Linked DNA regions of Homo sapiens: region 2 is linked to region 1. A link is a loop called in an ENCODE intact Hi-C map of the cell type or tissue named here. Cell type or tissue: GM12878. All regions are shown on one strand. Each heading gives the region's core, and the rest is flanking DNA. Links, peaks and the distances in the headings are about the cores only.

Evidence for each region. Hi-C counts contacts between places; a loop is a spot of excess contacts. Peaks named below come from ENCODE experiments on the same cell type or tissue, not always from the same donor. Only the 100,000 strongest peaks of a DNase experiment are listed, where the experiment ranks them.
Region 2: it touches region 1 in a loop (3-fold over the local background); 11 of 110 quality-filtered maps call a loop at or near these places.

The regions. Positions count from the first base shown.
Region 1 is chr9:130,241,599-130,244,502 of GRCh38, reverse strand. No RefSeq gene overlaps it. Among named protein-coding and RNA genes, the nearest start is that of MIR12126, 1.7 kb to the right of the region's middle. In GM12878, for the core only: a CTCF peak has its summit at 1,141; a DNase peak (open chromatin) is centred at 1,192.
Region 2 is chr9:130,127,742-130,130,645 of GRCh38, reverse strand. It overlaps GPR107 (G protein-coupled receptor 107), which reads right to left. Exons shown (of 18, transcript NM_020960.5): 17 at 1,885-2,006. Among named protein-coding and RNA genes, the nearest start is that of GPRACR, 15 kb to the left of the region's middle. RefSeq lists an enhancer at 1,469-1,688. In GM12878, for the core only: no CTCF peak of the experiment used is centred there; DNase peaks (open chromatin) are centred at 1,465 and 2,225; H3K4me3 peaks cover 1,164 bases; H3K27ac peaks cover 2,093 bases.

The sequences.
Region 1 (2,904 bases), core at 180-2,679:
CTGGAGTGCAGTGGCGTGATCTCAGCTCACTGCAACCTCCACCTCCCAGGTTCAAGCAATTCCCTGCCTCAGCCTCCTGAGTAGCTGGGATTACAGGCACCTGCCACCACGCCCGGCTAATTTTTGTATTTTTAGTAGAGACAGGGTTTCACCATGTTGGCCAGGCTGGTCTCAAACTCCTGACCTCAGGATCCACCCGCCTCGGCCTCCCAAAGTGCTGGGATTACAGGCGTGAGCTACCGTGCCTGGCCCCCTCTCTGCCATTTATCAGCTGTGTGACCCCAGGCAAGTCAGTGAGCCTCTCTGAAGCTGTTTCCTCATCTGGAACTGGGGACAACTGTAGCTACCTCATGGGGCATAAGAGGAACAGCACACAGGAGCGGTGGTGGCAGAGCCACGGGCCAGGAGGGGCTGAGAGCCGGTCATGAGCATAGCAGTGACCACAATGGTGGCAGCAGCAGCATGCAAGCCATGGGTCCGGGTACCATCTGCCAGGTAACACGGTGCACAGGGAGTCCCACGGGTAACCCCACCTGCAGCTCTGGGTGTGCCCGGGCTGGGAGGGGTGCCTGAGACCCTGCCTACCCACACTTGCCATTTCCATTCCTGTGCCCTGGGGACCCCTCCCTGGGGCACACCCCGTCCTGCCCCCAGACTCAGCACCCCCAACCTTTGCCCACAGTGCTTACCTGAGTGGCCACCCCCCTGGGAATGGGGCCCTGGGGCACTCTTGGGATCCAGTGCCCCCAGTGCTTGGCAGGCTGTGGGAGGGACCTCCTTCGTGGGCCCAGACCCCTGCCCCTGCCTCAGTCTCCCTGCCTCCTCCAACCCACCTCCGAGCTGCTTCTCCCTCCAGACACGGGGCCCGCACTGACGGATCTCAGTGGGGCATGCGCCTTCCCCTGCAGACCTCGCCTCCCCACGCGACAGGCATCTGGGAGGGACCAGGGCAATAAGCCGCTGCCGGATCTGAACTTAATAGAAGCAGTCTCCCCCAGCTCCCTGTGTCTGACCAAAGACAATGTCGTCGGAGCCTGGAAGCCCCCCACGAACTGTCAGACTGGAGGAGCCCCTTCACCCTGGGCCTCAGCGACCTCGTCTGTAAAATGTGGGATGGTAATACCAGCACCGGCCTCAAGGGGCGCTGCTGCAAGGATTAAATGCGATAATGCGGGTGAACCCAGCACAGGGCAAGCACTCCGCTTCCGTTGCTATGACCTGGCTCGTCCCTGTTATCACTTTGCTAATCGTTAAAATGGGCGGAGTTACAGAGAACAGCCGTTCCGCGGGGCTTCCCAAGAAGCTCAGAAAGGCGGACCTCGGTGCTGTGTGCTCAGAGCGCCCAGGCCTGTACCAGTCAGCATCAATTCTTAAAAGGTGACCTCGTGCCTCTTCTTTCTGTGCGGAGTCATCCACTGGAAAAATCTACTGTCTCATTGCCATGGAGGCACCTGCCGTTAACTCCTTTGCATTCCTCTCTTCCCCTGTGTGTCGATTTCCTGCAGTCCTTCCTCTGCACCTACTGTACACTGCCTGGAATGCCCTTGCCTCTCCTCCTTGCCCATGTACATCCTGCCATCCTTTAAGGGTAGCTGAAGTTTCCCCTTGTCCAGGGAGGCCCCTGGGGAGTGAGGTAGGGAGAGTAGCCCAATCCCCGCCCGATACTGCGTCACTGGCCTGGCACTGCCCATCTGTGGCTGGTGTCCATAACCTTCCTGTGTGTGCTACTGCTGTTGTTTTTTTTTTTTTTTTTTTTTTTGGACAGAGTCTCATTCTCTGTCACCCAGGCTGGAGTGCAGTGGCACTATGACGGCTCACTGCAGCCTCGACCTCACTATGCCCAAGCAATTCTCTCATCTCAGCCTCCTGAGTAGCTGGGACTGCAGGTGAGTGCCACCATGCCTGGCTAATTTTTTTGTATTTTGTAGAGATGGGGTTTTGCCATGTTGCCCAGGCTGGTCTCGAACTCCTGACCTCAAGTGATCCACCCACCTCGGCCTCCCAAAGTGCAGGAATTGCAGGCATGAGCCACCGCCCCCGGCCTTCCTTCTTGAACCAGGCTAGCATTCATCACAGGCTGTGGCAGAAGCCTGGCACTGTGGCTGCCCAGCATATACACTCCAGGCTCTCATTCATCCCTGTGGAAATGGGTGAAGGATTCTGGTTAGCTTTAGGCTTCTGCCTAGAAATCACTTAAGCAGCATCCAGCTTGTATTAGTTGATCTGATGGACGAGCATGGGGGTAGAATCCGAACCTCAGGGTTCCCTCTGATTCCCTTCCCATGACTGGGAGCTCCCTTTGTTTTTTGCTTTTTGTTTTTTTTGAGATGGAGTCTCGTTCTGTCACCCGGGCTGGAGTGCAGTGGTGTGATCTCGGCCCACTGCAACCTCCACCTCCTGGGTTCAAGCGGTTCTCCTGCCTCAGCCTCCCGACTACCTGAGATTACAGGCACACGCCACCATGCCCAGCTAATTTTTGTATTTTTGGTAGAGGTGGAGTTTCACCATGTTGACCAGGCTGGTCTCGAACTCCTGGCTTCAAGTGATCCGCCTGTCTCAGCCTCCCAAAGTGCTGGGATTACAGGCGTGAGCCACCACGTCTGGCCTGGGAGCTCCCTTTCTCCCTCCTTCCAGGCCAGCACTTGCACCTTCCCCTGCAGGTCCCAGCTCGGGCCCCTGGCATTCCACAGATCTGCCCCTTCTAAGGCAGGAAGGGCCTCTTGATGCCCAACATAGGAATTGGGTCTTCAGAATCCTCAAAGAATAAAGTGGGCACTCCACAATATCACAAAGACTTCCCCTCACCTCTGGGGGCAACCAACAGTCCAGTGACTAAAACGGGACCTACTCTCAGTCATCTGACAATGATACCAAAGGGACTCTTCCCACCCTTCTCCCTGACTG
Region 2 (2,904 bases), core at 274-2,773, 110 kb after region 1:
CCTGCCTCGGCCTCCTAAAGTGCTGGGATTATAGGCATGAGCCACTGCACCCAGCCGATATATCCATTTCTATAACTAAAAAGTGTTTTCTGGTCTGGAAGTGTGGGGAGACCTGGTGAAGAGACAAGTCTATTAGTCCCCAATCCCCATTTCCACACACGTTCCTCGCCCACATGAAATAATGCAGGGAGTGGTGAAAGGTGAACAGCAACCATGAATGAGGACAGCGTTCTGGAATGGGAACCCCAGGGAGAAAACCTCCTGGCCCAGGAACCCACACCAAACATTTCCTTCCACTCTCACTCCTCAAGATGACAGAAGTAATTCAGATCATTGAGGATACCCACAGCCTAGGAGGCAGCTACCAAGTCTGATAATTGAAATCGCATCCGATACTTTTTAACTTGCTGATTATTGACCGGTAACTTCTGTTGCCAAAACTGGTAGGCCTAAAGAGAGATGGTCAAAGAAACAGAAGGGGAAAGAGAGAGAAAGTCAGTGTTACTTTGGACTGTGCCCTCATACCCAGGCCCAGAGAGAGAAGCTGTGTCAGGCCTGGTGGGGTAATGGCTGCACAGAGGGCAGCTGCGTGGGCCGCGTTGTCAAAGAAGCACCAAAACAAAATTTTAAAAAAATTGTTGCCACGAAACAAAAATACCTTCATAATGCATCCAGGCTCCAAGATGTAACGGCTGAGGGAAAGGATGTGGGAAGCGGGAACCTCCCATTACGACTGTGGAGTACAATGCAGTAAAGGAGACGATGCTGCGACCCGGCCGCTCGGCTTCTAGCTGCCTACCCAAAGAACCCCGTGTTATGCGGACGGACCAAGCCAAAGGCTCCCAGCAGGGGAATGATAAACACACCGCGTCTTAGGTTATTTCCTGATGCTGCTGGTTGCCAGCCTGACATGTGTGCCTCTTCAACCAACAGACACTTGCTCAGATCCTGCCACTTCTGGGAAAGGCACAGCTGATGGGCCTCCTGCACTCCTCTCCACTGTTTAGAAGGAGGTGTTTCTTCCTCTGCATGGGGAGATGCTGTTTGGCGCCCGCTGGCAGGACCTGCCTTCCTTTACTGTTGCCGTGGAGCTGAGCAGAGAGAGCTGTCCCATGCTGCCTGACCCGCTGACAGCCAAGCAGAGCTTAGCATGGGCCGAGTCTCAGCCTCTGAATTGGGAAGAATTCAAAGGCTGCCAGGGCTGGGGGCAGAACACTTGATACCAGTGAACCAAGAAGGGAAAACTCTGCCTTAGGCTAATCATCAAACACAGCATTGACCTGGCTTATCAAATTTCAGTTAACAAGCAAATATGCTTAATCACTACTCATTTTTCTAGACAATGATGGCCCTTTCCCAGAAAATAGGACCCTAGAGTCATTCACTGTGTGACTCAGAAAAGCCCCTATTAGTGCTCAGATATAGGTCAAAGTCATTGTGCTGTGAAAAGCCACGCAGTTATCTGACGATAGAGGATGTCTGAGGATCATTAGCAGACTTAGAGATGACTCAGAAGATTCCATTTTCAGACGTAAGCGCCTGATGGCGGGCCTGACAGAAAGTCGGCCCCCTGTTCTCCCTCGTGAACTGGCCACGTATATTCCTAAGTTCTTGCCACTGAGTTCTTGAAAGCAGGCTCCAATGATGCTTAGTGGAACGGCAAGTTCCATCTTCCCTGACAAGACCCAGCTAGGTTTGGCAGATACTGTACTTCAAACCAGATCAGACAGCCTGGGGCTCCAGTGTCCGCTTCCTTCTGCTAAAAATAGAGGAACCACCCCTGCAGCCACGAAATGCTGAGAGCAGCCGACCCGATTCACACTGTGCTGCTTTGTGTTAGGCAAAGGGGTCAGGGCTAAGGAAGAGGGAAGAAAGATTTCTTACACGGACTCCATTTCCAAGTCTTCTTCTTCCTGAGAAAGTTGTAGGTAGGGGTTATCTGAAGCCGGACGGAATTTATACCCCGTTAGAACAAAGAAGACCAGTGTGGCCGTTTCATCCAGGAGCTGCAAGTTTAAAAACCACCCCAAAATAAAGAGATTAGCAACACTGTTCTTCAGAAAGCAGTGGAATTCAACAAACTGACATATTTCCCCACAACCCACCACTCGATGGTTCTTTACTCAGATGCCACTTCCTGCTACAGGGCATTTTCCTTAGACTTGCCGAGGCCTAAACGAGGAGTGTCCTGCCCAGGGCTGACATTTCCGAGGCTGTGCTCTGCTGTGCTTTCACCAGTCTTCATGGGTAGCTTTTAAGAGCTCACCACATACCCACTTCCTCCCACAGTGCCTACAGCACCCAGTGAGTTATTCAAGAAAAAAGTCATTTGGTGGCTTCCTCTAGTAGTTAAGCTAGTTCTAGTTTGTCGCAAAGATACTTATTATCGAAATAATAAAATGGGCAAAGAAGAAGGGCAGCCTGAATTCTAACTACTCAGCCCTGTAACTAAAGGAAAGGACCACATCTCATCTAAGTTCTAATGATTCAGGGCAAATCTTTCTCTACCTGAAGCTTTTCTCTTGACTTTTAAGACTGAAAACTAAAATCAAGAATGCAATTATTTTCAGATTCCTCATAGAATCCAGCAGCATTTCTGGACAAACAGATCATCTCAATTATAGGCCAGAAGAGATGGAAGGAGGCCAAGTGTGGTGGCTCACACCTGTAATCCCAGAACACTGGGAGGCCAAGGTGGGCGGATCACTTGAGATCAGGTGTTTGAGACCAGCCTGGCCAACACTGCAAAGCCCCATCTCTACTAAAAAAACAAAAATTAACTGGGCATGGTGGTGCATCCCTATAATCCCAGCTACTCAGGAGGCTGAGGCAGGAGAATCGCTTGAACCCGGGAGGTGGAGGTTGCAGTGAGCTGAGATTGCGCCACTGCACTCCAGCCTGGGT